Linked DNA regions of Homo sapiens: region 1 is linked to region 2. Evidence: chromatin loops called from intact Hi-C (ENCODE). Cell type or tissue: HepG2. All regions are shown on one strand. Links, peaks and the distances in the headings refer to the core of each region. The heading gives the core; the rest is flanking DNA. Region 1 has its middle 19 kb from the start of PSME4. Region 2 has its middle 72 kb from the start of ACYP2.

Region 1 (16,145 bases), core at 4,397-12,396, 54 kb after region 2:
TTGGGTCTGTTGCCACAGCATAAATCCAGACTACCCAGACACTTTCCCAACCAATTCGTTTATTAATCATCCTCTTTCACTTTTTCTGTTAATATGCTCAAGTATCTCCCATCCAAACAAAACCCTTCCCCTGATCCTATAGTTGCTTAAGTTATCATACAGATTTATTCTCATTCACTGATACATTTCTGGGAGGAAAAGTCTGTATCGGCTACCTCCACATCCTCACCACCCACTCACTCTTCAATTCCTGGGGACATGGGCTTCTGCTTTCTTCATTCTTCAGAATCTATTTTCTTTAAGATTACCAGTGACCTACTACTTGCCAAATCTTGTTCAACACTACTTGACCTCTCTTCTAAGGCCCCAAATTCTGGTCAAGTTGTTTTAAATCCTTTTATGATCACAGACCCCTTGAAACTCAGATAAAAGAGACAGATCCTATTCCTAGAAAAAATGCAAATACACGTGTATACAAGTTTTTTTATACATTTCAAAGAGTTTTTGATCAGCAAACACCACCAAAGTCTATTCATAAATAGCCTCAATAGGTCTGAACCTTGGGTATAGAATTCTGCCCTAGTCTTTACCTAAGAAAGAAACAGAAGAGGAAGAGGGTCATTCATTTCCGTGAAACAGTCACATGGAGTGTTTTTTCATTTCCCAATGTATTTTCCTATATTACCCTGACATTTTAACTCACTTTATTTTATTTTATTTTTTGCAATTCTGTAGTGGCTTCTTAATCTATTCCCCATCTATCTCTTAATTCAGTCATGGAGTAGTTGCTAAGTATAAACACTGTGCTCCTATTACACCAAAGGAAATGACATAGAGCTGAAAAAGAGATATGTCCTCATTAAAACTTGAGTACTAAAAGAAGGAAAAATATGGCCGGGTGCGGTGGCTCATACCTATAGTCTCAGCACTTTGGGAGGCCGAGGAGAGTGGATCACCTGAGGTCAGGAGTTCGAGATCAGCCTGACCAACATGGTGAAACCCTCTCTCTACTAAAAATACAAAAATTAGCCGGGCTTGGTGGTGCATGCCTATAGTCCCAGCTACTCAGTAGGCTGAGGCATGAGAATCACTTGAAGCCGGAAGGCAGAGGTTGTAGTGAGCTGAGATTGCACCACTGCACTCCAGCCTGGGCAGCAGAACAAAACTCTGTCTCAAAAAACAATAATAATAATTTTAAAAAGAAGGAAAAATATGAACAAGGGCGAGACATATTGATATACTTCTGAGGAAGGGTCAATACTATACTGTACTATAGTATACCTACCATACTTTCTATAGGAGAGTAAATGTAATCCTTCAAAGATAGGTTTGGTTTTGATAGGTAGATAGAAGAGAGAATGGTTTGTCAAATGGGGTAGAAGGTATTATGTGAGCAACAAGAGATCTGTAAATACAAACGAATATTGGGGAGATAGTGAATAGGTTCCACATATGTTGACCACAGAGGACACAAAGTTATATAAAAACAGAATGGTAGATTGGGGCTAGTCGTGTGTCAGCCTTGAGTATCAGCCTAAATAGTCTGGGCTTTATTTTGTACATAATAGGGAGACGCAACATTTTTGAGCAAAAGACTGACAAGGTAAAAATGATCTTTTAGAAAGATTAATCTGCTAAAAGTATTTAATACAGAGATGAGGGAATGGTCAAAGAAGAAGAATTAGGAGACAGTGCAACAGTCTGTGCTCTGTACTTGTGAAGCATAGATCTGAAATGCATGAGGAGAGCAATATTAGCAAAAGGGGCACAGCTGATGTAGCAGGCATGAAAGTACATTGCTTGGATCTCCTTTTAGCTGAAAGAATACACTTAGCTAATGGCCATCAGCTGCAGCACCTTTGGAATCTACCACAGCAAGCTGAGGTTATGATCTTCCCAGGCAGCCCATACCAGTGGCTGATCATGGCAGCATTAACAGGACCAGTTCTACCCATTGCAAAACTTCTCTTAACAGGCAATCTTTGCTCTTCATCTCCCCATTAAGTAGGCTGAGACTTTGCTCAATATATATCAAAGTCTCAGGCTCTCCTGGCCCAATCCTCTTTACTCCCCTCTTTCCTTTCACAGATATCAGATCAGCATCCAGATCTGAAGGCTTTCTTTACCCAATCCTCCATCCTCCTTTTTTATCTCTCATAGGTGTACATCCCCATCACCATTCCACCCCCTACACTTCTTGCACTTCCAACTTTATTTCAGTGTCTGCTTCCTGAAGGACCCAAAACTACACAACTCTAAATAGAAAAGCTGGATGTATCTATCAAGGAATCTTATTCTCTTAGAACCAACTATGCCTAGAATAGCCGTTTGTACATTGTGAGTCTTTTTTTTTTTGGGTGGTGGGGACAGAGTTTCGCTCTTGTTGCCCGGGCTGGAGTGCAGTGGCACAATCTAGGCTGACTGCCATCTCCACCTCCCAGGTTCAAGCAATTCTCCTGCCTCAGCCTCCCATGTAGCTGGGATTACAGACATCCACCACCAAGCCCAGCTAATTTTTTGTAATTTTGGTAGACACAGGGTTTCACCACGTTGGCCAGGCTGGTGTCAAACTCCTGATTTCAGGTGATCCGCCCGCCTCGGCCTCCCCACGTGCTGGGATTATAGGCGTGAACGACCGTGCCCAGCCCATTGTGGGTCTTTAGTGTTAAATATAAAAACGCTTTGGAAATATGTGGGAAGTTACACCCTACAAAATTTACATAAGTAAAAAATTAATAGTATTGAGGCCAGGCGAGCTGGCTCACACCTGTAATCTTAGCACTTTGGGAGGCCGAGGCAGACAGATCACTTGAGGTCAGGAGTTTGAGACCAGCCTGGCCAACATGATGAAACCTTGTCTCTACTAAAAATAAAAAAATTAGCTGGAAATCCCTGGAACCCAGGAGGCGGAGGTTGCAGTGAGCTGAGATCATGCCACTACATTCCAGCCTGGGCAACAGAAAGAGACTCTGTCTCAAAAATAAATAAATAAATAAATAAATAAATAAAAAATAAATAAATAAATAAAAAATAATAGCATTGAATTAATTGTGTCTAGAATTAAAGAAGATATTTTAAGTTTAATTATTTCATGCACTAGAAAATGAAGAAATGTGATGATTTATGCATTGAGAAAAACACCAAGGTCACTGTAGATATGGATGTTTTATACATGCTGAAATCTTTTCTCTGATGTAACTTGAGATTAAAGAAGAGACTAAAGTAGCTATTTGGACATTTCTCTATTTAGAGGAACCAATTTTTTTTCTCAAACAGATATCTTCATCTCACAACTGAAAGTCATAATGGGATAGATGGGCAGGACAGAGCAGTTCTCTGAGAGAAGAGCTGCAGCTAGAGTTTAGCAACTATGAGAGACAGAACATGCACTAAAGATACGACCTTCAGATAACAAAGATTCTTAAAATTTCTTTTGAATATTCTTTATGTCTTCTTTTCATGAGACACTGACGCAAAAACAGAAAGACACTCTTGTCATAGCGGTGTTGAAAACATATATATAAAGAACTGTCACATGGTATACCAACTCAAATTCAGAATATAACGGAAACGCTACATGACAGACCATCTTACACTATCAGCCCAACATAACCACTCTTCCTGTTTTGTTTGATGGGGGAAGTTATAATGTAATGCCAGAGGTATATTTTATGTGTGTGTATTAGGCTGTGGAAGATTGGTTGACTGGCTTTTGGTCACTGAGTTTCAGATATTCAGTTCTAGAATAATTTGGGAATAAAATTGCTATCCTATAGTAGTTTTGAGCTATTAAGAACTATTTGGTTGAAGGTCTGATATCTTATTCCATTTTTAACTGCTACTCAACACAAGATTTTCCTTTTGAAGTAGGTCTTGGTAGAGGTTGAAGCATTTCCACGATATAATTTCGAATTATTGCCTCTCATAGTCCACCCCAGCATGACCTCTTTCCTGCCAGTTTCCTCTTTTTTTTTTTTTTTTTTCTGAGTCTTACTCTGTCACCCAGGCTGGAGGGCAGTGGTGCAATCTTGGTTCTCTGCAACCTCCACCTCCTGGGTTCAAGTGATTCTCCTGCCTCAGCCTCCCGAGTAGCTGGGACTACAGGCACGTGCCACCATGCCTGGCTAATATTTTGTTTTTTTTCGTTTTTTTTTTTTTTTTTTTTTTTGAGACGGAGTCTTGCTCTGTTACCCAGGCTAGAGTGCAGGGGCGCGATCTCTGCTCACTGCAAGCTCCGCCTCCTGGGTTCAGGCCATTCTCCTGCCTCAGCCTTCCGAGTAGCTGGGGCTACAGGCGCCTGCCACCACGCCCAGCTAATTTTTTGTATTTTTAGTAGAGAAGGGTTTTCACCGTGTTAGCCAGGATGGTCTCGATCTCCTGACCTCGGGATCCGCCCGCCTTGGACTCCCAAAGTGCTGGGATTACAGGCGTGAGCCACTACGCCCAGCCGCCTGGCTAATATTTTGTACGATTTTTAGTAGAGACGGGGTTTCACTGTGTTAGCCAGGATGGTCTCAACTTCTTGACCTGGTGATCCACCCTCCTCGGCCTCCCAAAGCGCTGGGATTACAGGCGTGAACCACCGTGCCTGGCCCAGTTTCCTATATTATACATCCTCTTTCCCAAATTATTTTCTTCCTTACTTTACAAATTCTCAACTTTCTACTTTTTTTCTCTGAACTTCCACGTCTTTTCCACAACCCTCTACTCCCAACTGAGGGTGTTGCCTACTTCTCCGGGAAAATAGAGACTACCAGAAATAGCTTATCTTTTGATTCCCAAATCTTTTTTTTTTTCATCCTTTTTTTTCCCTCACTCTGTCGCTCAGGCTGGAGTGCAGTGGCATGATCTTGGCTTACTGCATCCTCTGCCTCCCAGGTTCAAGCGATTCTTGTGCCTCAGCCTCCCGAGGAGCTGAGACTACAGATGCCCACCACCACACCCAGCTAATTTTGTATTTTTAGTAGAGATGGGGTTTCGCCACGTTGGCTAGGTTGGTCTGGAACTCCTGACCTCAGGTGATCTGCCCACCAGAGCGCTGGGATTACAGGCTTGAACCACCACGCCCGGCCTGATTCCCAAATCTATGATTCAATCTGCACCTGTACTTTTTTTTTCTTCCTTCCAGTTTCAACAGTGGGAGTGTCCCTCCTTCCTTCATTTCACTCCTGCCCTTTGGATCTAATCCTTCCTTCTCCACACCATCATCTCTCTCTTTCTAATAACTTCTGATTTCTGATCCCAAAGATGGGCTAGCATCTCTCATCTGAGAAAGCGAAACAAAGCAAAAACCTTTTCTTGTCAACCTCTGTCGCCCATGCTGAAGTGCAGTGGTGCCATCTCGGCTCACCGCAACCTCTGCCTCCTGGGTTCAAGCGATTCTCGTGCCTCAGCCTGCCAAGTATCTGGGACTATAAGCATGTGCCACCACACCTGGCTAATTTTTGTATTTTGGGTAGAAACAGGGTTTCACCATGTTGGTCAGGCTGGTCTCGAACTCCTGGATTCAAGTGATCCGTCTGCCTTGACCTCCCAAAGTGCTGGGATTACAGGTGTGAGTGAGCCACCATGGCTGGCCATAAAACCTTTTTTCTGATGCGTATTCTCTTTAAGTTACTTCTCCTTCTTTTGCTTCCCGTCACTGGAAAACTTTTTTTTTTTTTTTTTGAGATGGAGTTTCACTATGTCGCCTAGGCTGGAGTACAGTGGTGTGGTCTCAGCTCGCTGCAACCTCAGCCTCCTGGTTTGAAGTGATTATCCTGCCACAGCCTCCCAAGTAGCTCGGACTACAGGTGCACACCACCATGCCCAGCTAATTTTTGTATTTTTAGTAGAGACGGGGTTTCACCATGTTGGCCAGGCTGTTCTCAAACTCCTGACCTCAGGTGATCTGCCCACCTTAGCCTCCCAAAGTGCTGGGATTACAGGCGTGAGCCACCGCACCCGACCTCCAAAATATTTCTCATCTCTGAGTACTTCTCACCGTTGGCACTACTTCTACCGTGATACAAGCCATTGTCATCTCTCATTGAATTGCTGAAAACGCCTCCTAATTAGTCACAGTACTTTCATTCTTATCCCCTTATAATCTATAGTCCATTCAGAGTCAGGAGAGATCTTTTGAAAGTTTAAATCAATTTATATCATTTTCCTGATTAAAAACTTGTCTATAGGTTTCCATTGCACTTAGAGTAAATTTAAGTGCTTGGTTCACTCACTAGGTTAAAATTAAAAGTAAGTGCTTACTATGACACTGGTGAAAAGAAGGAAGGAAGGAAGGAGAAAGAAGAAAGGAAGGAAGGAAGGAGAAAGAAGGAAGGAAGAAAAAAAGTAGGAAGGAAGGAAAGAAAGAAAGGAAGGAAGAAAGAAGGAAGAAAGGGAGAGAGGGAGGGAGGGAAGGAGGAAGGAAGGAAGGAAGGAAGGGGAAAAAAGGAAGGAAAGAGGGAGGGAAGGAGGGAGGAAGGAAGGAGGGAAAGAGGGGCAAGAGCTCTTACATTGTGAAAAAGCTTGGCTTGATCAAGAAATTGAAAGAAGCTGGGTGTGGTGTCATGTGCCTGTAGTCTTAGCTACTTGGGAGGCTTGGCAGGAGGATTGCTTTAGGCCAAGAGCTCGAGTCTGCAGTACCCTATGAGCGCACTTGTGAATAGCCACTACACTCCATCTTGTACAACATACTTAGCCCTCATCGCTAAATAAAAATAAATAAATATAAAAAACTTAAAAAAAATTGAGAGAAGGTCGGAGTGCCTGGAGCAGGGTGAATGAGGTAAAATCAATATATGAGATGAAATACGGCCAGGCACAGTGGCTCACACCTGTAACCCCAACACTTTGGGAGACTGAGGCAGGTGGATCACCTGAGGTCGGGAGTTCGACACCAACCTGACCAACATGGAGAAACCCTGTCTCTACTAAAAATACAAAATTATCCAGGTGTGGTGGCGCATGCCTGTAATCCCAGCTACTCAGGAGGCTGAAGCAGGAGAATCACTTGAACCTAGGAGGCAGAGGTTGCAGTGAGCCAAGATCGCACCACTGCACTCCAACCTGGGCGAAAGAGTGAAATTCCATCTCAAAAAAAAAAAAAGAAAAAAAAGTTACACATACACCAGCCATTCTATGCCTAGGTATGTATCCAAGAGAAAAGTAGTTATATGTCCATACAATGACTTATACATGAATATTTATTGAAGCTTTATTTGTAATACCCAGAAACTGGGAACAACCAAAACGTCCATTAACAGATGAATGGATAAGCAAACTATGGTATGTTCATAGAATGCTACTCAGCAACATTTGAGAGAAAATTATAAAATCACAACATCTGATGATGACCAGCAGCATACCTTTGAACACTTGACCAGCAGCATCACCTGGAAGCTTGTTAGAAACACAAATTCTCGACAGGGCACGGTGGCTCACGCCTGTAATCCCAGCACTTTGGGAGTCCCAGGCGGGCGGATCACAAGGTCAGGAGATCTAGACTATCCTGGCTAACACAGTGAAACCCCGTCTCTACTGAAAATATAAAAAATTAGCCGGGCGTGGTGGCGGGCACCTGTAATCACAGCTACTCGGGAGGCTGAGGCAGGAGAATGGCGTGAACCCAGGAAGCGGAGCTGGCAGTGAGCCGAGATCGCGCCACCGCACTCCAGCCTGGGCGACAGAGCGAGACTCTGCCTTAAAAAACAAAAAACAAAACAAAAAAAAAACGCAAATTCTTAGGTCATCTGCAGACCTACTGAATCAGAAACTCTGACAGTAGAAGCTCTCTCAACCACTGCTTTATGCTAATTTGCTGAAAGTGAGGATTCTTTTTCTTTTTTTTTCTTTTTTTTTTTTTTTGGTAAGACGGAGTTTTGCTCTTGTCTCCCAGGCTGGAGTGCAATGGTGCCATCTCGGCTCGCTGCAAACTGCACCTCCCGGGTTCAACAGATTCTCCTGCCTCAGCCTCCCAAGTAGCTGGGATTACAGGTGGCCGCCACCACGCCCAGCTAATTTTTGTATATTTAGTATATTTGGGGTTTCACCATGTTGGCCAGGCTGGTCTCAAATTCCTGACCTCAGGTGATCCACCTGCCTCAGCCTCCCAAGGTGGTGGGATTACAGGCATGAGCCACAGCTCCCAGCTAGGATTCTTGATATATCAACTATCTTGCTTGTTAGAAGTGAACTCTGGCTAAATTAAATAGAAGATGAATTTACTGAAAAGTGTTATATGCCAGGAGTGGTGGCTCATGCCTGTAATCACAACACTTTGAGAGGCCGAGGCGGGTAAGTCACTTGAGGTCAGGAGTTCAAAACCAGCCTGACCAACATGGTGAAACCTTGCCTCTACTAAAAATACAAAAATTAGCCAGGTGTAGTGGTGCATGCCTGTAGACCCAGCTACTCCGGAGGCTGAGGCAGGAGAATTGCTTGAACCCAGGAGGTAGAGGTTGCAGTGAGCCGAGATCACACCATTGCACTCAGCCTGGGCAACAGAGCAAGACTCCATCTCAAAAAAAAAAAAAAAAGAAAAGAAAAGAAAAGGGTTTATGTAACTCACAGAAGTGATGAGAAATGATGAAAACATTCTCAAACAATTGGCTGGGACCAAGGGAGTAGGAGTGGCAGGAACAGTCTGGTGGAGATGCTGCTGCCACCACCAACATAGGACATCTCTAGTATTTGACATAATGGCCACTGTAGGCAGCCACTACTCACAATAAACACAGCCTCAATGCCAAACTGCTAATACTAGAGCTACCACAGATCCAATATCACTTATCATCCCTTCATCTTGGCATTGCTTACTCAAGACACAAAGTACATAGTGGCTAAATCTGGGTCACAAGGCTGTCAGGGGAGTTAGTAGAGGGTGAATCTCATCCCTTAGGCTTCTAAAGTTAGAGGTCAGAGCCTACTTCCCACCAAGACCTAGATAATGGGAGATGTCCCGAATCTAGCAAGTGGGTTCAGATGCTGGGCAGCCAAAAGCAATTACAGATGTCCATTATGATAAGTACCCTAAATACACACATTAGGTGCATTTTAGCAGGACTATGCCCTAAAAGAACTGGGCAAATATATTCTTTGTTTTACTAATATCTGACTCAAGATTTGTCAGGCAGGGCATGGTGGCTCATGCCTATAATCCTAGCACTTTGGAAGGCCGAGGCAGGAAGATTGCTTGAGCCTGGGAATCCTTGTCTGTGAAAAAAAAAAAAAAAAAAAAAAAGAATTGTCTACCAATCTGACTTTTTGTTATTGAAAGATATGTCTTCTTATTTAAGTATTGGCTCACAGTAGATCACAATAGTCGATGGTGCCAGCAGGCACATGCTGGCCTGATAGCCTTTCCACTGCATGTTAGAGTAACGATGAGAAGAAATGACTGGGTTTGGAATATTCCTACTGGGACTGGACTCTTGGTGGCCTTCAGATGGTGTTATTTAAAACTGAATTACAGGCCGGGCGTGGTGGCTCACGCCTGTAATCCCAGCACTTTGGGAGGCCGAGGCAGAAGTTCACCTGAGGTCAGGAGTTGAAGACCAGCCTGGCCAACATGGCAAAAACCCGTCTCTACTAAAAATGCAATAAAAATAGGTGGGCATGGTAGCGCGCACCTGTAATCCCAGCTGCTAAGGAGCCTAAGGCAGGGAAAATCGCATGAACCCGGGAGGCAGAGGTTGCAGTGACCCAAGATCATGCCACTGCACTCCAGCCCAGGTGACAGAGTGAGACTCTGTCTCAAAAAAACAAAACAAAACAAAACAAAAATTGAATTATGGGCCAGGCATGGTGGCTTACACCTGTAATCCCAGCACCATGGGAGGCTGAGACAGGCAGATTGCTTGAGCCCAGGAGCTCAATGCCAGCCTGGGCAACATGGCAAAACCCTGTCTCTACAAAATACACACATATATATTTATATACATATACATATATATAGCCAGGCATGGTGGCACATGCCTGTGGTCCCAGCTTCTCGGGAGGCTGAGGCAAGAGGATCACTTGAACCTGGGAGGTGGAGGTTGCAATAAGCTGAGATCGTGCCACTGCACTCCAGCCTGGGTGACAGAGCAAGACCCTGTCTAAAAATAATAATAAATAAAAAATAAAAGTGAATTACTTGGGACATTCATAGGCAAAACATAAACCTTGACCTAAATGTCATGCCACATATAAAAACTAACTAATGATGAATCATGGACTTAAATGTAAAACAGAAAACTATAAAACTTTTAGAAAAAGAACTTTGGAATCTAGGACTAGGCAAAGTGTTTTTGATTATTATTATTATTATTCTTTTAATATGACATGAAGTCTTGATATGTTGCACAGGCTGGTCTTGAACTCCTGGACTCAAGTAATCCTCCTGCCTCAGCCTCTCGAGTCACTGGGATTACAGGTGCGCAACACCATGCCCAACCTAGTTCTTAGATCTCACACTAAATAAAAGTTTGACACGTTAAAGGAAAAACTGATAAACTGGACCTCATCAATATTAAAAACTTTTGCTCTGTAAAAGATCCCTTTAAGAGACAAACTACAGAAATAAAATATTTGCAAACCACATATCTGACAAAAGAGTAGTATCTGGACTATATAAAGAACTCCCAAAACTCAACAGTTAAAAACCAAGCAATCCAAAAACCAAAAAACAAACAAAAAAACCCACAAGCAATCCAATTAGAAAACATGCAAAAAACATGAGCAGATATTTCACCAAAGAGGATATAAAAATGGTAAATAAGCACATAAAAGCATGTTCCTGTTCAACATCATTACTCATTAGAAGAATGCAAATTAAATCCACAATGAGATCATGGCATGCTTATCAGAAAGGCTAAAATAAAAAGCAGTGACAACATCAGGTATTGGCAGAGAAACCGGATTGCTCTTACAATGCTGATGAGAATGTAAAATGATACAGCCACTCTAGAAAACTGTTTGACAGTTTTTTCTTTACAAAATGAAACACACAACTACCATTTGACCCAGAAATTGCACCCCTGGGCATTTATCCAAGAGAAACTAAAACTTCTGTTTACACAAAAACCTGTAGATGAACTACTTTGTTCTCTTTGCTAAATGGGAATTAGGAGCCTACACTTTGTAAAGAAGTCTGGAACTGCTTCCTTTTTTTTTTTTTTTAACTTTGTATACATACATAAAAGCATAATCCACATCTATAAAAAGATATGTATCATAAATGTACAGCTCAATGAATTTTAACATACTAACCACCCTCATGTAACCATCTCCCAGATGGAGAAACAGGACATAACCAGAACTCCAGAAGGCCTTTTCATGTCCTCTTCCATTCTGTACCCTACCCTCAGGTGTGACCACTTTGTGAACCTCTCATATCACAAATTAGTTTTGCTTGTTATAACACAGAAATGGAATCATACAGAACATGCTCTTGTGTGTCTGATTTTGCTTCAACATTCTGTTTTCAAGATTCATCCATATTGTTGCATGTATTTGTGCATTTTTCATTCTCATTACTGTGTAGTTGTCCTAGTCCATTTGTGTTGTTACAAAGGAATATCAGAGACTGGATAATTTATAAAGAAAAGAGGTTTGGTCGGGTGCGGTGGCTCACACCTATAATCTTAGCACTTTGGGAGGCCAAGGCAGGTGGATCACCTGAGGTCAGGAGTTCAAGACCAGCCTGGCCAAGATGGTGAAACCGGTCTCTCACTAAAAACACAAAAATTACCTGGGCATGGTGGTGCATATCTGTGATCCCAGCTACTCAGGAGGCTGAGGCAGGAGAATCACTTGAACCCAGGAGGCAGAGGTTGCAGTGACCCAAGATCACACCACTGCACTCCATCCTGGGCAACAGAGTGAAACTTCATCTAAAAAAAAAAAAAAGGCCGGGTTTGGTGGCTCACGCCTGTAATTCCAGCACTTTGGGAGGCCGAGGATCACTTGAGGTCAGGAGTTCCAGACCAGCCTGGCCAACATGGTGAAATCCCATCTCTACTAAAAATACACAAATTAGCTGAGTGTGGTGCTGTGTGTCTGTAATCCCAGCTACTCAGGAGACTGAGGCAGGAGAATCGCTTGAACCCAGGAGGCAGAAGTTGCAGTGAGCTGAGATCATGCCACTGCACTCCAGCCTTGGCAACAGAGTGAGACTCCATCAAAAAAAAAAAAAAGAGGTTTACTTGGCTCAAGGTTCTGCAGGCTGTACAGGAAGCATAGTGCGGGAATCTGCTTCCGGTGAGAGCTTCAGGCTGTTTCCACTCATGGTGGAAGGGGAAGAAGAGACAGCATATGCAGAGAGCACATGGTGAGAGAGGAGGCAACAGAAAGAGGGAAGGTGCCAGGCTATTTTATTTTATTTATTTATTTTTATTATTATTATTATTTTTGAGATGGAGTCTCACTCTGTTGCTCAGACTGGAGTGCAGTGGCATTATCTCGGCTCACAGCAACCTCTGCCTCCAGGATTCTCCTGCCTCAGCCTTGCGAGGAGCTGGGATTACAGGTGAACGCCACCATGCCCAGCTAATTTTTTGTATTTTACTAGAGATGGGGTTTCACCATGTTGGCCAGGCTGGTCTCAAATTCCTGACCTCAAGTACTCCTCCCACCTCGGCTTCCTGAAGTGCTGGGATTACAGGCATGAGCCACTGAGCACTGGTCAACCAGGCTATTTTAAACAGCTCGCTTTCAGGTGAAATCTCATGGGAACAAATAGAGCCTGAACTCACTCATCATTATGGGAAGATCATCAAGCCATTCATGAGGGATCCTCCCCCATGACCCAAACACCTTCCATCAGGCCCCAACTCCAACACTGAGGATTAAATTGCAACATGAGGTTTGGAGGGTCAAATATCCCAACTAAAGCAGTGGTATTTCATTGTGCAAACATAAACACAGTTTATCCATTATACTGTTGATATGTTGATAGGTATTTGGATAGTTCTGTATTTTAGACTCTTTGGGGTAGTGCTGCTATGAACATTTAAGTAGATATCTTTTGGAGAACATATATGTATATACGTACACACATTTCTGTTGGGTATTTTCCAGATAGCCATCAGCCTGGGTCCTGAAGTGAGAACATGAAGCAGGATCCCCTTTTGACCTGAGATGGAATATAGTATGAAAAAAATGCTAAATCCTGGCCAGGTGCAGCGGCTCACACCTGTAATCCCAGCACTTTGGGAGGCTGAGGCAGGCGGATCACAAGGTCAGAAGATCGAGACCATCCTGCCTAAATGTGAAACCCTGTCTCTATTAAAAATACAAAAAGTTAACTGGGCGTGGCGGCAGGCGCCTGTAGTTCCAGCTACTCGGGAGGCTGAGGCAGGAGAATGGTGGGAACCAGGGAGGCAGAGCTTGCAGTGAGCGGAAATTGCGCCACTGTGCTCCAGCCTGGGCAACAGAGCGAGACTCCATCTCAAAAAAAAAAAAAAAAAGAAAGAAAAAATGCTAAATCCTAAGCCACTGAGATTTTGGGATTGTTTATTAATGCTGTGTAACCTGGACCAATCTATTCATAAAATTAACATCCTTGTTTTGTTCTTGAGTTTAATGTGTTGGCTTCCAAAGTTTCATTGTTAGGTACAGAGCTTGATAAACATTTTAACAGGTTTTAAGAAGTTCACTTTTATTTTCTTATTTGATAAAAATTGTTATCATGGACTAATAAATGCTTTTTCTGCATTCATCCTACAACATTTGTTAAGATGTTGGGTTTTGTTTTGTTTTGTTTTGGTTTGTCTTGCATGAAGGTGGTGAATTTTATTGGTAGATTTTCTGACATTGAACTAGCCCTGTGTACCTGCAATAAACCTTGCTTGGTCCCAATGTATTTTATATACATACTACATATATTTTATATATATGCTATATATATAATATATAATATATGCATACACACACTTTTCTGGATTCAATTCACTTGAATTTCTTTTTAAGTTTTGCTCTTGTTGCCCAGGCTGGAGTACAGTGGTGCGATCTCGGCTCGCTGCAACCCCCACCCCCCCGGTTCAAGAGATTATCCTGCCTCAGCCTCCCAATTATCTGGGATTACAGGCATGCACCACCACACCCAGCTAATTTTGTATTTTGAGTAGAGATGGAGTTTCACCATGCTGGCCAGGCTAGTCTCAAACTTCTGACCTCAGGTGATGCACCTGCCTCGGCCTCCCAAAGTGCTGGGATTACAGACATAAGCTGCCTCGCCTGGCCAGAATTTTTGTTGAGTTTCTCCATCTATGTTCAGGTGGGACTGGGCTATAATTTCCTCACCTAGTTTTGGTGTGAAGTTTAAATTAGCTCTTGTTCCTAATTGCTAGCTACTAAGGCATTTATTAGCCTTCATCATTTACCTCTAAAGCACCTCACTGTCCACCACTGGTTGCCTCTTCAATGTGCTGGGTACCTTTGTTATGATGATGATGATGGTGATGATGATGAAAATGCCCAGAGTCATCTTTCTAAACCACAAGCCTCCTTGTGTCATGCCCCTACCTCAATGCTTACAGGATAAACCCCCAGCATCCAGCACCTTAGGAAGGCATCCATGACTGCTTGTAATCTGGCCTCAGTTTACCTTCTTGTCTCTTTTCTTGCCATGATATACATTTTCTGTGTTCCTATCACATTGTACTCATTGTTTCCTGGCCTAACTGGGCCCATTGAAAACTCTTGGTCTTTCTACAAACCGATGCTTCTGCTGGGGATATGCTTATTAACTTGCTTGCAAGACTTGATGAGCCAGCTGTCACCCCTTCAACTTCCTCCAAGTATTTGGTTACTACCCATAGCACTGTATTGATATATCTGAAGCAGCTTTTCGGAAAAAATCCAAAATTCTTAACCCAATTTACAAGGTACTACGTGATCTAACTCTGCTTCAGCCGTATATACTATTCTTAATCTCGCTCCCTAAGCATATGGGTGTTTTTTAAATTTCTCATACAAGCCAAATTCTTCCTCTACCTCAAGCTTCCATTCGTACTGTTTTCTTTTCTTTTTTGAGACAGGGTCTTGCTCTGTTGCCTAGGCTGGAGGGCAGTGGTGCAATCACATCTCGCTGCAGCCTCAATCTCCTGGGTTCAAGTGATTCTTCCACCTCAGCCTCCCAAGTAGCTCGGACTACAGGCACATGCCACCACACCCAGCTAATTTTTGTATATTTTGTAGAGATGGGGTTTCGTCATGTTGTCCAGGTTGGTCTTGAACTCCTGGACTCAAGTGATCCTCCTACCTTGGTCTACCAAAGTGCTGGGATTACAGACGTGAGCCACACTGTGCCTGGCCTATTTTCTTAGCTGAATCATTTCTAATCATCCTTCTCCACAAGTCTTCATTCATCAAATGTTGCTTCCTCAAAGAATTTGGTCTAGGCCTTGCATCCTAGTCCAGGTACCCCTGTTCTACATAACCAGAACAACATTTATCCTATTAAAGCATCTAATAAAATTATAACTAAGTACCTGTGAAGTGAGTTGTTTACTGTCTGGCTGCCCCTCTCTAACCAGTGAGCTCCATGATAATAGGACCCATGCAGAAATGGATCTTTACGAAAAGGAATATTTCATGCTAACTTATAGGTTGTTCACATTTCCAGCATATAAATCCCTGGTTCTCCCTGAACCTATTTATATCACACACACACACACACACACACACACACACACACACACACACACAGTCTTGTGTGAAGGATTTGTTGTATGGAAGTTGTGAAAATCAAGGAAAACAGCCAGGCTTAACATTTGAGTCGAAGCAGTGCCAAACTGGGACAACAGAAGTCTCATGCTAAGACAATCACTCAACAGGGGTAGTTTAGCAAGAGTCAAAGGTTAGAGATGAGAGTGACCATAAAAATATAAGTCGCACCTTTCAAAATTGATAAAACTTATTGGATGAGCGATTGAATTCTAGGCAGTGGGTGGAAGGGAGTTTGAATTAGTTTTATCTAGAGATCTTAAGATATAGGTAAACCCCAGCTGACATTTGGTTATAGTTTTGTCTGTTTTCATATCTGTCAGTCTACTAGAAAGTGAACTGCTTGAGGACAGGTACTGTGTCATTCATCTAACGATCTCTGACTTGGCACTCTGGGGACATAAATAAATGTTTACTGAATTAATGAATATATAATACACACTGGAGAACTAGGGATT
Region 2 (16,145 bases), core at 2,970-10,969:
TTGTCACCCGTTTAGGAGGGATATAGATTTTCATTTCTCTTTCATAATGGGCCTTCTCTACCTTTGCCATGTCTTCACTTTTCTCTTTAGCAGACATGGTCTTCCACCTCTCTGAGCACTTCTTAAAAACTCTGAGAAGTTGACTGAAGCATCTGGCTGCTGCTTCTTATGCTCTTCCTGACAAGTTTGCACAAAAAATGCATATGATGACATTTTGCCTCTCAGCTTCTTAGGATCTCCTTTGCCCATTTTTAGTTATTTTTCCTCAGTGAGGCAGAGTCGCCCAATGCCTGTCTGGTTCTCACTTGCCCAGTGCTGTCTCTATGGAGTTCAGTGTACTGCAATGGCTGTGAGAGCCATTGCACAGCTCTTTAAAGGAATTTGTGACCAAGGACGGTGGTTCTCACCTGTAATCCCAACAGCATGGGAGGCCGAGGCAGGAGGATAGCTTGACATTAGGAGTTCTAGAACAGCCTAGGTAGAACAGCGAGACCTTGTATCTACAAAAAAAGAAAAAAATTTAATTAGTTGGGTGCACACCTGTAGTCTCAGCTACTCAGAAGGCTGAGGCAGGAGGATTGCTTGAGCCCAGGAGTTCAAGGCTGCAGTGAGCCATGATGGTGCTACTGCACTCCAGCCTCAATGACAGAAAAAGACATTGCCTCAAAAATAAATAAATAAAATTTTAAAAAGACAAAGGAATTTGATAAGTGCAATCAAAAATTGAACTAGAGACTATAAAGACAATTTTTAGGGGGATGCAATTGTTTTACCCAGCACTGGAGCGGTGTATACATGACTATGCATTTTTTAAAACCCATATAACTTCACAGTAGAAAGAATGAACTTTCATATATGCGAGTTTAAAATTTTGTTTTCTTTAGTTATTTTCTTTTTTTTTTTTTTTTTTCAGGGATGGGGTTTCACTCTATCACCCAGGCTGGAGTGCACTAGATATCATGCTAACTGCAGCCTCCAACTCCTGGGCTCAAGAGATCATCCCACCACAGCCTCCTAAGTAGCTGGGACTACAGGCACGTGCCACCACATCTGCTAATTTTTTAATGACTTCTAGAGATGGGAGTCTCCCTATGTGTGCTTAGACTGATCTCAAACTCCTGGCCTCACATGATCCACCCACCTCAGCCTCCCAAGTAGCTGAGATTACAGGCAAGAGCCACAGCACCTGCAAGACTTTGCGACTTTAAAGGAAACAATATACAGCAGGTCCTCAAATAATGTTTCATTAAATGTCATTTTTTAGACTGTTCATGAAAAAAATTTGGTTTCTACTGTTGCATCATGAGGTCCTAAGGAAAAAAAAGAAAAAAATTTGATTCTTTATATGTCATTTTGCTTAAAGTTGCAGTTTCCAAGAACCTATTGATGTTAAGTAAGGACTTGCTGTACACAGAAATACACGCATTTATTTTCTAACTGTCCACTGAGAAGGCCTAGAAGCAGTGTCCACCCAGTAGCAATGAGCACACTTGTGCATAGATTTGGCTTTCCAAAAACCACTCTTCAATGAAAGAAACCAGGGCTCCTTGGAAAATAACTGATTCTAGGGCTGGATAAGGGAAAATACAAGATAAGCTTGGCAAAAAGTAAGTATAGTGCCAGGAAGAAAGGAATTGCTCAGAAAACAAGAGGGATGTGGAGCCAATCTGAAAGAGCTCCCAATGGCCAAAGCTGGAAAAATGTGAGCAAGCTTCTTATTCTGAGATGAGGAGATACTCTTTTTTAAAAAAAATACTGGTTGAAAGAATAGAAAGTACTCATAGTTGTTTGGGGGGAGTAAGAAGCAGCAGAGGGGCAAGGACTGCTGTTTTTTGTCAAAGGCCTTGGAAAATGATTTGACACTTGCAACCATGCCCATGCTTGCACAGCTTTGAAAGGAAAAAAGAAACCCTACATTAAAGCATAAGCAAACACAAAAAGAATGTAAAGTTAAAAGGGAGGATTTTGACAAGGGAAGGTTTTGTTTGTTTGGTTTGGTTTGTTTTATTAAAATGGGAAACAGCATATTTACATGTGGATAGGAAGCCAATAGAGAAAGCATAAAACCACGGAGAAGAAAAAGACACATTGACAGGGGCAAGTGTCTGAGGAGGTAAGGCAGTCTTATAAGATGGTGGAAGGATTCACAAAAGATCAGGGTGGCACTAGTCAGTTCATTATTATTATTATTATTTTTGAGATGGGGTCTCACTCTGTCACTCAGGCTGGAGTGCAGTGACGCGATCTTGGCTCACTGCAGTCTCCGCCTCCCGGGTTCAAGCGATTCTCCTGCCTTACCCTCCTGAGTAGCTGGAATTACAGGCATGCACCACCACGCCTGGTTAATTTTTGTATTTTTAGAAGAAACAGGGTTTCACCACGTTTCCCAGGCTGGCCTCAAGTGATCTTCCCACCTCAGCCTGCCAAAGTGCTGGAATTACAGGTGTGAGCCACTGCACCTGGCCCCAGCTCATTACTTCTAACCTATCTCAGAACAGACACTGACACATAGCAAATTCTCAGAGAATCTCTGTCCTTGTCCCTGCTGTTGCTTCCTGCTGAGCCCTGAGGTGCACCTACCCTTGCCTGGTATGAGGTGCTCTCATAAACCCTAAAAGTGCAGTCCCTGGGAATTTCAGAGCCAAGTCTGTCACTTCCTCTTGTCAGTGTCTAAATTAATTATCTAAAAGATTTGAAAACAATTCTGCACATTTAGGCACTGAAGATATCTTTAAAAATGCCATATATGTGAATGCATTTAATACTACTGAACTATACACTTAAAAAATGGTTGTAGGTCATGGTGGCATGTGCCTGTAATCACAGCTACTCTGGTGGCTGAGGTGGGAGGATCCCTTGAGCCCAGTAGTTCAACACTAGAGTGAGCTATGATACTGCACTCCAGTGGGGTGACAGAGCAAGACTGTCATCTCTAAAAAAATTAACTAATTGATTTAATTTTTAAAAAGTGGCTGTAATGGTAAGTTTGTTATGTAGCTGTTAACACATGGTTAATTTTTTTTTCTTTTTCTTGAGACAAAACTCACTCCATCACTCAGGCTGGAATGTAGTGGCACAATCACCACTCACTGCACCCTTGACCTCCCTTGTTCAAGCAATTCTTCCACCTCAGCTTCCTGAGCAACTGGGGCCATAGGGTGTGCCACCACACTCAGCTGACTTTTTTTTATTTTCAGTAGAGACAACATCTTCCTGTGTTGCCCAGACTGTCTCAAACTCCTGGCCTCAAGGGATCCTCCTGCCTCAGCCTCCCAAAGCGCTGGGATTACAGACATGAGCCACTGCGCCTGGCCTACAAAAACTTTTATTACAAAAAATATATATAAAATTAGGAAAAATCATCTCTAAATGAATAATACTACATTTGTCAGATTCTAATGACTTAAATAATAGAGTGAAGCCCAAGGTTACAATGCTTAGTGAGACCTGGAAGACCAACTTGATCTTCACCTGCAACCATGGAACCAGCCTTGGCTGGGGGAAAGAACTCACTTCCCAGATCACAGGGTCAATTCTATCTCCCTAGCCATTGACGAGTTTTCTTCTAGAACCATGACTCAACTCTTGAGGAGACAATTTCTTATCGTGGTATGGTAGCTGCGGTCTTTTGTCTAAGTAGAATGTTCATGATATATTTAATGTATTACAACCTTTTTAAAAAATCCATCTCACACTTTAAAAATTTGTTCTCAACTTCAGAAATAATTTTGAAAGAACAAGTACTGACAAAGACTACTTTTAATTATAGTAATAAGCAAGGAACTAATGGGGGGTATTCAGTCAAAAAGGAAAAATATGCTTCCATTTGGCCTCACCTCCACATTTCATTCCTAACTTAGCCCAAACCATATTCTAATACAATACAATCAATTTATTCATGGCAAGGTGGTAATTAGTATGTAGTCCTAGTAAAATGGGTCTGGTGATATTTTTTGATTTGCACCTTCTTTGGTTGGGAATATTGCATTCAATAACTGTATGGCAAATAAAATGACTCGACAGGGCCACGCAGCAGAAGTATTTTCAATAGCAAGTTGCCTTTATATGGGCATATTTCTACATTCTAAAATAATGTCTCCATTATCTTGGTTAGAGTTCAACTCTTTTAAATTTATAAGAAATATGCCATGCATGAGTGTGTGGTGATGATTCACAGATTTGAAATAACACCTACTCTCCTGCGGTTCTGGCACAAAATGTGTCAGTGAAGCCTGCAATTAGGAAAATTATCTTGGCCTGTCTTGCCACAAGATGGTGACGTCAATTATATACATCCAGAGCAGAAATCTGTCCCAAAAATGGGTTTAGAAAACAGTTATCCAGCCTTGCTTGGTGCCTTAGTGCCTTGGTGCCTTTGCAATGTCATCTAAATCTTTGTCACTGATGATAACACGAATAATATCTACTGAAAACTGCAATATAGTTTATTTTAGTCTTCACAACAGCCTTATGAGGTAGACACTATCATGGTCCCTATTTTACTGATGAAAAGAGGTTAAATAAGTTGCCCAAGATTATACAGCCAGGTAATGGTAGAACTTGGATTTGAACCCAGCTCTCTCAGACTCAGATGTTCACTCTTTTGATTAGGATTGGCTATATAATTTGAAGGGTCCATTGCAAAATGAAAGTGTGTTGCCCCCTTATTCAAAAATTATTAATAATTTCAAGATGGTAATAGTGAGGCATTGAACCAACGGGTGCAAGCCCTTCTAAGCACAGGGCCCTGTGTGATTGGACAGGTCATACACCCCTGAAGCTGGCCCTGCTTTTGTTCATATCACTTTCCTCCATTGTGGCCTTATCCCCATGCCTCAACCTAATTCAACAAATATTTTGTCGAGGCCGTATCTCCACTGAAAGAGGTCTTATGTTGATCCATGAGAGATACAGATTCAGCCTGGAGACAAACAACATGTATTTCTCAAGCAACCTTTTTTTTTTTTTTTTTTTTAGACAGTCTTGCTCTGTCACCAGGCTGGAGTGCGATGGCACTGCAGTTCACTGCAGGTTCACTGCAACCTCCGCTTCCCAGGTTCAAGTAATTCTTCTGCCTCAGCCTCCTGAGTAGCTGGGATTACAAGTGTGTTCCATCACACCCAGCTAATTTTTGTATTTTCAGTAGGGACAGGGTTTCACCATGTTGGCCAGGCTGGTCTCGAACTCCTGACCTCAAGTAATGCACCCGCCTCAGCCTCCCCCCAAATTGCTGGGATTACAGGTGTAAGCCACTGCGCCTGGACCTTTTTTTTTTTTTTTTTTTTTTTTTGACAGGGTCTGGCTTTGTCACCCAAGCTAGAGTGCAGTGGCATGATCACTGCTCACTGCAACCTCTGCCTGCTGGGCTCAAGCAATCCTCCTACCTCAGCCTCCCAAGTAGCTGGGACTATAGGCATGTGCCACCACGCCCAACTAATTTTTGTATTTTTTTAGAGACTGGGTTTTGCCATGTTGCCCAGGCTGTTCTAGAGCTCCTGAGCTGAAGCAATCTACCCACCTTGGCCTCCCAAAGTGCTGGGATTACAGGCCTGAGCCACTGCTCCCAGCCTAGCCAATCCTTTTGCTTGTTGAGATTTCACATCATACTGAGCAGCAGAAAGTGTTCCACAATTTTTTTTTCTGGGACAGAGTCTCACTCTGTCACCCAGGCTGGAGTGCAGTGGCGTGATTTTGGCTCACTGCAAGCTCCACCTCCCAGGTTCCCGCCATTCTCCTGCCTCAGCCTCCCGAGTAGCTGGGACTACAGGCGACTGCCACCACACCCAGCTAATTTTTTGTGTTTTTAGTAGAGACAGGGTTTCACCGTCTTAGCCAGGATGGTCTCGATCTCCTTACCTCATGATCTGCCCGCCTCGGCCTCCCAAAGTGCTGGGATTACAGGTGTGAGCCAACATGCCCAGCCAGTGTTCCACAATTTTATGAGTTTTCAATGTCAAGCCTTCTCTTTGGTTGGTCCCTAAAACCTCTCTTTTAATTAGCCTGCTCCTCTCTTAAAAACAAAACACTGTTATAAGACCAACAGTTTCGTATCCCCACTGCATAGTAACACGCCAATACACTGAGACAGGAGGGTTTGCAGCAGAGAAAGAATTTAATGGTTGCAGGGTGCTGAGTAAGAAGATGGGAGGAGACCCTCAAATCCATCTCCCCAAGGAATTGTAGGCTGGGGTTTTTAAGGGGATCGTGGAGGGCGAGGACCTGGAAAACTGGGGTCATTGATCAGTTGGAATAAGGGGGATGAAATCATTAGGATGTGGAAACTGCATTCTTTGGTGAGTCAGCTCCTTTTGGGGTCGTTCAGACCAGCTGATGTCAGTAGTTTCATTGGTATGCAGGACCTGAAGGAATATCTCAAATGGAAAACTTAACATTTTATAATGTTCAAGTTGTTATCTATAAAGCACTTTAGGGACACTATAATCTTGTAACAGGATCTATGAAATTCTAATACAACAGGCACTAAATGACGATGAGGAAGCAGGTCAAAGAGTGAGCTGACCTCATGATAAATGCTGAATATGCTGCAAACTTGGTTTATTTTTATTTCTGTCCCTCCCTTCTTTTCTGATTAATTTTTGTAAAGTTTATAGGGATGGTTTCACAACAACAAACCTTCAGCCACTTTCCACTGCAGTTTCTAGCATAAAACATGGCAGCAGATGTGACAGGAAGTCATTGCAGAAAAAAAAATGGTGGTGTCATGCATTACTCCCTCCTGCTGTGATTATTTGTAGCTGCTTCACCCTGATTATGGGAAAAGGCCTCATATCCTTGTAATTGTAGGGTCCTGATTAATAAACCGTTTGCCTCCCAGGATCTTTTTTTTTTTGAGAGGGGCGGGCAGGAGTGGGGGACAGCGTCTTACTCTGTTGCCCAGACTGGAGTGCAGTGGTGTAATCTCAGCTCACTGCAACCTCCACCTCCCGGGCTCAGGTGATCCTCCCACCTCAGCCTGGCACTGTGCCACCACACTTGGCTTTTTTTTTTTTTCTTTTGGTATTTTTAGTAGACACGGGGGTTCGCCATATTGCCCAGGCTAGTCTTGAACTCCTCGTCCCAAGTGATCTACCCGCCTCAGCCTCCCAAAGTGCTGGGATTACAGGCATGAGCCACCGCACTCAGCCGTAGATCTTCTTTTGAAAAGCTTTCCAAAACTTTCCCTTGGCACCTTTATTCAGTGGAAAGTCTGGAGCTGAGAGGATGACATATTCTTGTGTCAACACATATCCTGAGAACAAAGGGAGTCTGTTTGTGGTGTGTATGGAGTAACTGTGACGTGCAGTTTACATTTCTAGAGAAAACAATGGGCTCTGTGTGTACATCTGTTGCAGGGGAGTGTTTGGAGATGGAGATCTAGAAGAGAGATCTCGTCTCTGTCCTTGATGGGGCTTTCCACTTAATTTGATGCCCAGCCCCGAACTCTCCTTTCCCTTGCTCTTCTCACCAGCTGGAGCTTCTTATTTCTCATCCTCACATACATTTTTACTGTGATTCCCTTTTCCCTAAAAAATGTGGGTAGTTCCTGTTTTTAGTTTCCTCCTAATTGGGATAAGGAGGAGGAATCACAGCTAGCCCCCAGCCGAGACTCTTCACACTTTAGGATTTAAATGTGGACTGCAGGGGTTGATGTATCGCTGCCTTTTATGAATAAGGTTAGATGCAGTTATAGATAATGTGTAAATTTGCCATGGAAGGATGTCTGGATACATATAAGTAACCAGCATGGTAGTTCTCCATCATATCAGACCCATTATCCCCTTTATATAATAAAACATCGCCTTCATGATTTTAAATGAAATTCATATATCATATAATCTAATTCCACACAGGAAAAAATTTTTTAATTAGCACAATGTCATAAGTGTAAAATAAAGAAGAAATAAAACTGGAGTTAGGGTCTAAGTTGAAATAATTATAGATAGATTTTTCATTCATATCAATGCCCTGCAGGGCATTTGAAAGTCAGGCAGAACAGTTTCTTTGTTCTATGGAACTGTTCCACACATCTGTCAGTCTTGGCCCCAGCCACCAAATGCCACTGAGCATGCCTTCAATCACTGTGATAACCAAAAATGCATCCGTAATTCCCAAACCATATCCAAAAAGTGGTCCTGCCCCTGTTGAGAACCACTGGTCTGAGTAGGAGTGCCTGTATATTGGATTCCTTTTGATTGTCCCTTGGTTAAGATATTCAGGTAATAGAATAAGATATATTATACTTGCCATCCTCCCAGGCTAAGAGTTCTGGGGTTTGGCAATCCTGAACTCAACCACTCAACCAGCATGCATTTTCTATGTGTACACAACTATTTTTAGGCCACTAGTTTTAAAATAGCAGACACACACACACACACACACACACACCCCACACACACCCCATATTAACCAAGGTCCCTGGCCACATACAGTAACAAGGCTTTGGTCAGGGAGTGGCCATGCTACGCATGGACTGATGGCTATGTAGAGCAAGGTAGACAGAGCATTTATTTTGTGCTATATTTAAATTATAGGGAGGTGGAAATGGTGGGTGTGCTGATGTGTTTAGGTTCCTAAGAAAGATTGGTTGGTCTTCCACGTTGCTTCTTGGTTCTCTCTCTGATCTCCAACTTGGATTCGTGAAACGAGAGTCTGCATTGTAAATATGTTTTCCCTGGCCAAGGACAGATGGTAACATTTGCCTCTCTTTCGGCCTGCTGAATACAAATTTGAAGCCAAACAGGGACCCAAAGGGAATAAGGGTCCCCTCACCATCGTGCCCCTTGACACACACCCCTAATTAGGATCTACTCAAATATCATTTACCAGACACTAATAAAAATATTGAGTCCTGGCCAAAAAGAAAAATAAAAAAAAGTTGTATGTTTGTGGAAACTTCTGTGAGTCACTCTCCAGCATCTACCCTGGGTCAGTGTGTTTTGCTCCCAGAATAAGCTAAAATTTGAATGGAAGAAGAATTCTAAACAATCTAAGGAAAAACTTAAACAGAATAACCCCTGTACTCTATGACCTATGATATAAGATTTGCTCCTCTTAAATTATTCTGAGCCAAGAGCAACGTTTATAGCTTAACACCAAGCTTGTTTTCTGGGGGTACAGTTCTTATATGGACTATTAAGAATAAAGTGAGTTTGGGCTGGGCGTGGTGGCTCACGCCTGTAATCCCAGCACTTTGGGAGGCCAAGGCAGGGGGATCACCTGAGGTTGAGAGTTCGAGACCAGCCTGACCAACATGGAGAAACCCTGTGTCTACTAAAAATACAAAATTAGCAGGGTGTGGTGGTGCATGCCTGTAATCCCAGCTACTTGGGAGGCTGAGGCAGGAGAATTGCTTGCACTCGGGGGCGGAGGTTGTGGTGAGCCAAGATCGTGCCACTGCACTCCAGCCTGGGCAAGAAGAGTGAAACTCCATCTCAAAAAAAAAAAAAAAGAAAGAATAAAGTGAGTTTGAAGCAATGGACCGGAGACAGAAAATGAATTCCAGAACTGTGTGAGGTGTCTCATGCCTGTGGTCCCAGCAACTTGGGAGGCTGAGGCGGGAGGATTGCTTGAGCCCAGGAGGTTGAGGCTGCAGTGAGCTGTGATCGTGCCAGTGTACTCCAACGTGGGCAACAGAGCAAGACCCCACTCTAAAAAGAAAAAAATGCATTCTAAGTGGGGAAACAATTTATTCTTTCATGTATGCGTTCATTTGATACCTCACCCAGCTTAAACTCACTTATATTATGTTGCATGTACCCTCAGCTCCCTTGCCGCCTCTGACACTGAGATACTCACTTGAATAAACAATAACCTTTGTTGAAGAAAACATTCCCCATAGTCCAGTCGTACACCTGTGCAGCCAAATGCAACTAGTGAAGAACCAAACCATACTAAGAGATCTCACTTTAAATTCATGATCATAAGTTTTGAGTAAGCCCTTAATGCTGCTAACAACCACACTGAATTTCCCTGGCCCTTTTATTCTCCCACTCTCCTGGGTGACTATTTCACACCTTCTCTGTCCTCAAACCTCAAATACTTACTCACCTCCCCTCATCATTCTGATGCCCTTGCTTCCTATTTCACTGAGAAAATAGAATGAATCAGAAGAGAGCTCCCACAAACACCCACCGCTGCATCATGCCCATATTCTGGGCTTCCTTCCTGTGACTGTAGAGGAACACTCTGTGCCCCTAGAAAAGGCCACCGCTGGCCGGGCGTGATGGCTCATGCCTGTAATCCCAGCACTTTAGGAGGCTGAGGCAGGCAGATTGCATGATGCCAGGAGTTCAACACCAGCCTGGGCAACATGGTGAAACCCTGTCTCTACAAAAAATACAAAAAAAAAGAAAGAAAGAAAGAAAGAGAGAGAGAGGAAAAGAAAAGAAAAAAAGAAAAGAAAAGGCCACCGCTTTCCTTGTGAACCAGACACCACCTACTCAAGGACATCACTCCAGCAATTCTCCTCTCAATCACCTGCATCAGCTCATCCCTTTCCCCTGGATCTTTTCCACCTATCTATGAACACTATTTCTCCCATTTTTGAAAAACCCTCTGTTGACCTCACTTCCTCTTTCAGCTACTACCTCCATTTCTTTCTTTCCTAGGGGTTGTCTATATTCCCCATGTCCAGTACCTCTCTAAAACCTAATATAGTCAGTTATTTATCCAATCCACTTCAGTTAAATCACTCTCATCAAGATCTCCTCCACTTTCCTGTTGCTATATCCAACAGCCAAGCCTTAATTTTCATCTTACTTGATCAGTTAGTAGAATGTGATTACTCTTTCCTCCTGAACCACTTTCCATATAGTTTTTAGAAGGGCACTTACCTAATCTTTCCCCTATTTCTCTGGCTGCTCATTATCAGTCTTCTATGTTAGGTCCTGTTCATCTCTCTGACCTCCAAAACTTGGAGCATCCCAAGATTCAGCCCTTGTACCTCTTCTGCTTTCCATCTTCACTGACTCATTTGGCAATCTCCTCTAGTCTCATGACTTGAACTATCATCTAGGATGTGCTAACAGTGTCCGGTCTGCATGTCTCCCCTATACCCCAGATTCACATATCCAGCTGCCTCCTTAATATTATCACTTGAATAAAAGACATCTCAAGTTTAACAAGTCCTAAACTGAACTCCTGATTGCTGCTTGTCACTGCCCTACCACCAAATCCTGTTCCTTTTCTTCTTTTCCCGAGTTGCAGAGTTCAAAGCCTTGAAGTCATACTGGATGCTTCTTTTCCTCTCACACCTCACATCTGACCTATCAGCAGATCTGTCTGATTAACCTTCAGCATATGTCCAGAATCTGACCAATTCTCACCACTTCCACTACTACCACTGCTGTCTTTTACCTAAATTACTGTGGGAACCTCCAAACTAGTCTCCCAGCTTCCATCTTTGACATGTTGAGATTCTTCTCAACACAGAAGCCTGGGCCAGGCACAGTGGCTCATGACTGTAATCCCAGAACTTTGGGAGGCCAAGGCACAAAGATCTCTTAAGCCCAGGAGTTTGGGGCTGCAGTGAGCTATGATTGTACCACCACACTCCAGCCTGGGCAACAGAGCAAGACCCTGTCTCAAAACACACACACACACACACACACACACACACACACACACACACACACACACAAAAGAAAACAAATATAAAACACAGAAGCCTGAGTGACACCGATAAAAACATAAATTCAAGAAGATCACTCTTCTGCTCAAAAACCCTCCAAGCCCTCCAAAGGGCTGCATGTGCTGGCTCATGCCTGTAATCCCAGAGCTTTGGGAGGCTGAGGTGGGTGGATCGAGGAGTTCGAGACCAGCTTGGGCAACATGATGAAACCCCATCTCTACCAAAAATACAAAAATTAGCCAGGTATGATAGTGCACACGTGTAGTCCCAGCTACTAGGGAGGCCAAGGTGAGTGGATTGCTTGAGCTCAGGAGTTCGAGATCAGCTTGGGCAGCATCATGAAACCCCATCTCTAGAAAAAATACAAAAATTAGCCAGGCATGATAGTGCACACCTGTAGTCCCAGCTACTAGGGAGGCTGAGGCGGGAGGATCGCTTGAGCCTGGGAGGCAGAGGTTGCTTGAGCCAAGATCACACCACTGCCCTCCAGCCTGGGCCACAGAGTGGGACCCTGTCCCCCCCCGCCAAAAAAAAGGAAAAAGAAAAAAAGAGAAGAAAAGAAAAAAAAAATTAAAGCACGATGTAGGCTGGGGAAAAAAAAAAAAAAAAAACTTCCAAAGATATTTTTAGTAAAAGTTCAACTTGAAAAATTATTTTAAAGCCCTACATGCTCTGCTCACTGCCCATTCTCTCCCAACCTCACCCTCTACTTCTTTCCCACTTCCCTGTTCTATTATAGGAGCACGCTCCCCACCCTTTGCTGTTCCTTGAACATTCCAGACACCTCAGGACCTTTGTACTAGCTGTTCCTGGGATGTTCTTCCCCCAGATATGACTCACTCATTCACTCACTCAACTCCTTCCCTCAAATATCTCCTTCTCAGTGAGCCCTTCCCTGTTAACCCATCTAAAATTGCAATTTCAAGAGCTCCTTTTCCCACTTACTGGCTTTACTTTTTTTTCCTGCAGAATTTATTGCCACCTATGGAACAAATGTTTATTTTATTTATCTTTTTTTTTTTTTTTTTACCTATTCTGACAACCAAAATGTGAGCTCCAAAAAGGTGGGGGTTTTTTCATCTTTTTTCATTGCTGTATCTTAGCACTTAGAAGAGTATATATATATATATATATATATATATATATATATATATAGTATTCAATAAAGATTTATTGAATGAATGAATGCCTACTGTATGCAAAGAATCACCTTTAGGTTCTGGTGAAACAGAGAGGAATAAAGTTACTGAACACTCTGCACTTCAGGTTCCTCATCTACAAAATGGAGATAATAATAAGCCTCATGGGACTATTACAAGGATTAAATGATCAATAACTTATGTAGTGCTTAGAATAGCACCACGCACTTAGTAAGTACTATGTTAAGTAAATAAAATACATACATATATATATTTAAATCCCTGCCCTCAAGAAGCTCACATATAGTGGAAAGTAAGATATATTTGCAAAAAAAACAAAGAGTATGCAGTGTTAGCAAAGAAGACGGGAAAAGGGTCAACTTACCCTTAGGGTGAAAGAAGCCTTCACAGAGAAGCTGAACTTAATGTGAATCTTGGAGAATGAGGAGGTGTCTACCAGGCCAAAAATAAGGGCATCCTAGGCCAAGGACAACCGAACAAATGTTTGAATCAGGACGCTCAGAGGTTAGAATAAATCTGTCCTCCCACCTTCCAGGAAGTGTTGATCCAGAGTTGTCTCAATATATCCAGCTTGTTTTTCCTACTTCATGCTTTAATTTCCTTATTATATAAGGGAAGGTGTTGGTAACACTGAATATTAAATTGTAGTAATTTCACTGTGTAGGAGAGAAAGCTTCGGAGATTTTTACACCCTGGGGAAATATTTATTCCAATCTGCATGATGCACACAGTGAAAAGCACCTGCTAGCTCTAAGTCACCTTCACATTCCTGAAAGAATTTCCAAGTTTCTCATAGTTTATTGATATTTATAATGTTGATATTTTCAATCTTCTGATATGACCATTGATAACCACCTAGCTTATTAAAAGTCTTACATTTCATTTGTTTCAAAAGCACTCTGATTTCGATTTTACTATATATTTTATTCACTTTTTTAAAGTTAATTAAAAGCATGTTTTAGGCCGGGCATTATGGCTCACCCCTGTAATCCCAGCACTTTGGGAGGGTGAGGGGGGAGGATCACTTGAGGCCAAGAGTTCAAGATTAGCCTGGGTAACATTGTGAGATCTCATCTCTACAAAAAATTTAAAAGTTAACTAGGCATAGGGGTTCACTGTGGTCCTAACTACTCAGGAGGCAGAGGTGGTTGGATTGCTCGAGCCTAGGAGGTTGAGGCTGCAGTGGGCCGTGATTGTGCCACTGCACCTCAGCCTGGGTGACAGAGCAAGACTCTGTCTCAAAAAAACAAAACAAGCTTGGTATGGTGGCTTATGCCTGTAATCCCAGCAATTTGGGAAGCTGAGACAGGTGGATCACTTGAGAACAGGAGTTTGAGACCAGCCCAGGGAACATGGTGAAACTCCGTCTCTACCAAAAATACAAAAAAATTAGACAGGCATGGTGGTGGGCGCCTGTAATCCCAGGTATTTGGGAGGCCGAGGCCAGAGGATCACTTGAGCCTGGGAGGCAGAGGTTCTAGTGAGCCAAGATTGCACCACTGCACTCCAACCTGGGTGACAGAGCGAGATTCTGTCTTAAAAAACAAAACAAAATTCTAACGTCCATTGAAATATTTTCTAAAGGAGTTTTTCTCTACATTAAAAAATAGGAGTTAGGTCCTTTGGCCAGAAACTCAATGTAAAATTATATACATATTAATTAGGGACAACATTACTTCACACAACTCTAAGTCCTCTTAAATGAGTGATCTAGAAATCAGAGGAGAGGGACCTGACCATGAAGCAGTCAAGGCATCATCCAGGGAAGACCGCAGGGGCCACGCAGGAGGTAACAGAGCACCACAGTTGGGTGTCCAGTTTTCAGGATATGGTCCAGAAACAGTCCCGCCAATGTCCTGGGTGTAGGCCCTGAGAGATCCTAGACATTCAAATGCCACTTTATTCATTTACAATGAGAAATTAAACTCTCACATGGACCAGAATTTTCTTGCTTGCCTAATTTGTGCATTTTCTCCTTGAAGTCAAGGCAAAGAGAAGCCAATTCACCATCAGAAGACACTTTACTAACTTACCATGAGAAATCTCTATCTTGGGGACAGAAACTTCAAGGTGTGAATGCTCTGTGCATTTTCTCCCTGCAGACAGCCTACATGAGAAGTCAAATCATAATCTGAATCCTGCTCAGTAGTAAGAATGAAGATAGATAATCAAATATATGGAAGTGGGCTAAAAGACACTGTGGCACACTGAATAAGGCCCCCAAAGATGCCCACAGAAACTGTGAGTGTTACTTTACATGGCAAAAGGGACTTTGGGCTGGGTGCGGTGGCTCACGCCTGTAATCCCAACACTTTGGTAGGCCAAGGTGGGCAGAAATCACCTGAGGTCGAGTTCCACACCAGCCTGCCAACATGGTGAAACCCCGTCTCTACTAAAAATACAAAAATTAGCCAGGTGTGGTGGCATACTGCTGTAATCCCAGCTACGTGTGGAGCTGAGGCAGGAGAATCGCTTGAACCCGGCAGGCAGAGGCTACAGTGAGCCAAGATCATGCCACCGCACTCCAGTCTGGGTGACAGAGCAAGACCCTGCCTCAAACAAACAAACAAACAAAAAAAGAAATATGTATGCTAAAGGTTAAGACTTTCTTTCCCCTACTCTAAGCTTGGAGAGGTACTGCCAGTTTTGTCTATATGTTTACCTAGGCCAATCAATCGTCTTTTGACTGATATCTTTAGATATATTAATATACATTTAATTATATTGTTGACATTTTAGCTGGCCTAAGACTCAGCCTGTCTCCTTCAGGAAATTTAATATTTTTCTGCTCTGATCCTACAGTTTATTCTCAAAGGGCAATCTTATTTCCTCATTCTCAAGTCCTTAGAAGGTACTTCTCCATGATCACCCAAAATGTTAACAAATTATAAGAAGGAAACATCTACCATTGGGTAAAAGCCTGGTGCCAACAGGTAAGTTTCACTCTCTTCTATAACCGAAAATTATAGGTAGCCATTCTAATCCTAGAATTGTCTGAAATTTGTCACAAATGGGTCAAACTGTGATCATGTAGATGGTTGAGTATAAATTTAATACCACTACTCAAAAGATAACTGAACAATTTGCTTTTGAAATTGTCTCTAGGCCGGGAGCGGTGGCTTGCACCTGTAATTCCAGCACTTTGGGAGGCCGAGGCGGGTGGATCACAAGGTTAGGAGATCGAGACCATCCTGGCTAACACAGTGAAACCACGTCTCTACTAAAAACACAAAAAATTAGCCAGGGATGACGGCGGGCGCCTGTACTCCCAGCTACTCGGAAGGCTGAGACAGGAGAATGGCGTGAACCCGGGAGGCGGAGCTTGCAGTGCGCCGAGATCGCACCACTGCCCTCCA

What was found. Peaks named below come from ENCODE experiments on the same cell type or tissue, not always from the same donor. Only the 100,000 strongest peaks of a DNase experiment are listed, where the experiment ranks them.
Region 1: a loop joins it to region 2, with 5 times the contacts of the local background. A loop is called at or near these places in 21 of 110 quality-filtered maps.

The regions. Positions count from the first base shown.
Region 1 is chr2:53,982,353-53,998,497 of GRCh38, reverse strand. It overlaps a transcript of ACYP2 not described here. Among named protein-coding and RNA genes, the nearest start is that of PSME4, 19 kb to the right of the region's middle. RefSeq lists a silencer at 10,869-10,918. In HepG2, for the core only: no CTCF peak of the experiment used is centred there; DNase peaks (open chromatin) are centred at 8,797 and 10,997.
Region 2 is chr2:54,035,313-54,051,457 of GRCh38, reverse strand. It overlaps a transcript of ACYP2 not described here and the pseudogene HMGB1P31. Among named protein-coding and RNA genes, the nearest start is that of ACYP2, 72 kb to the left of the region's middle. In HepG2, for the core only: no CTCF peak of the experiment used is centred there; DNase peaks (open chromatin) are centred at 3,127 and 7,267.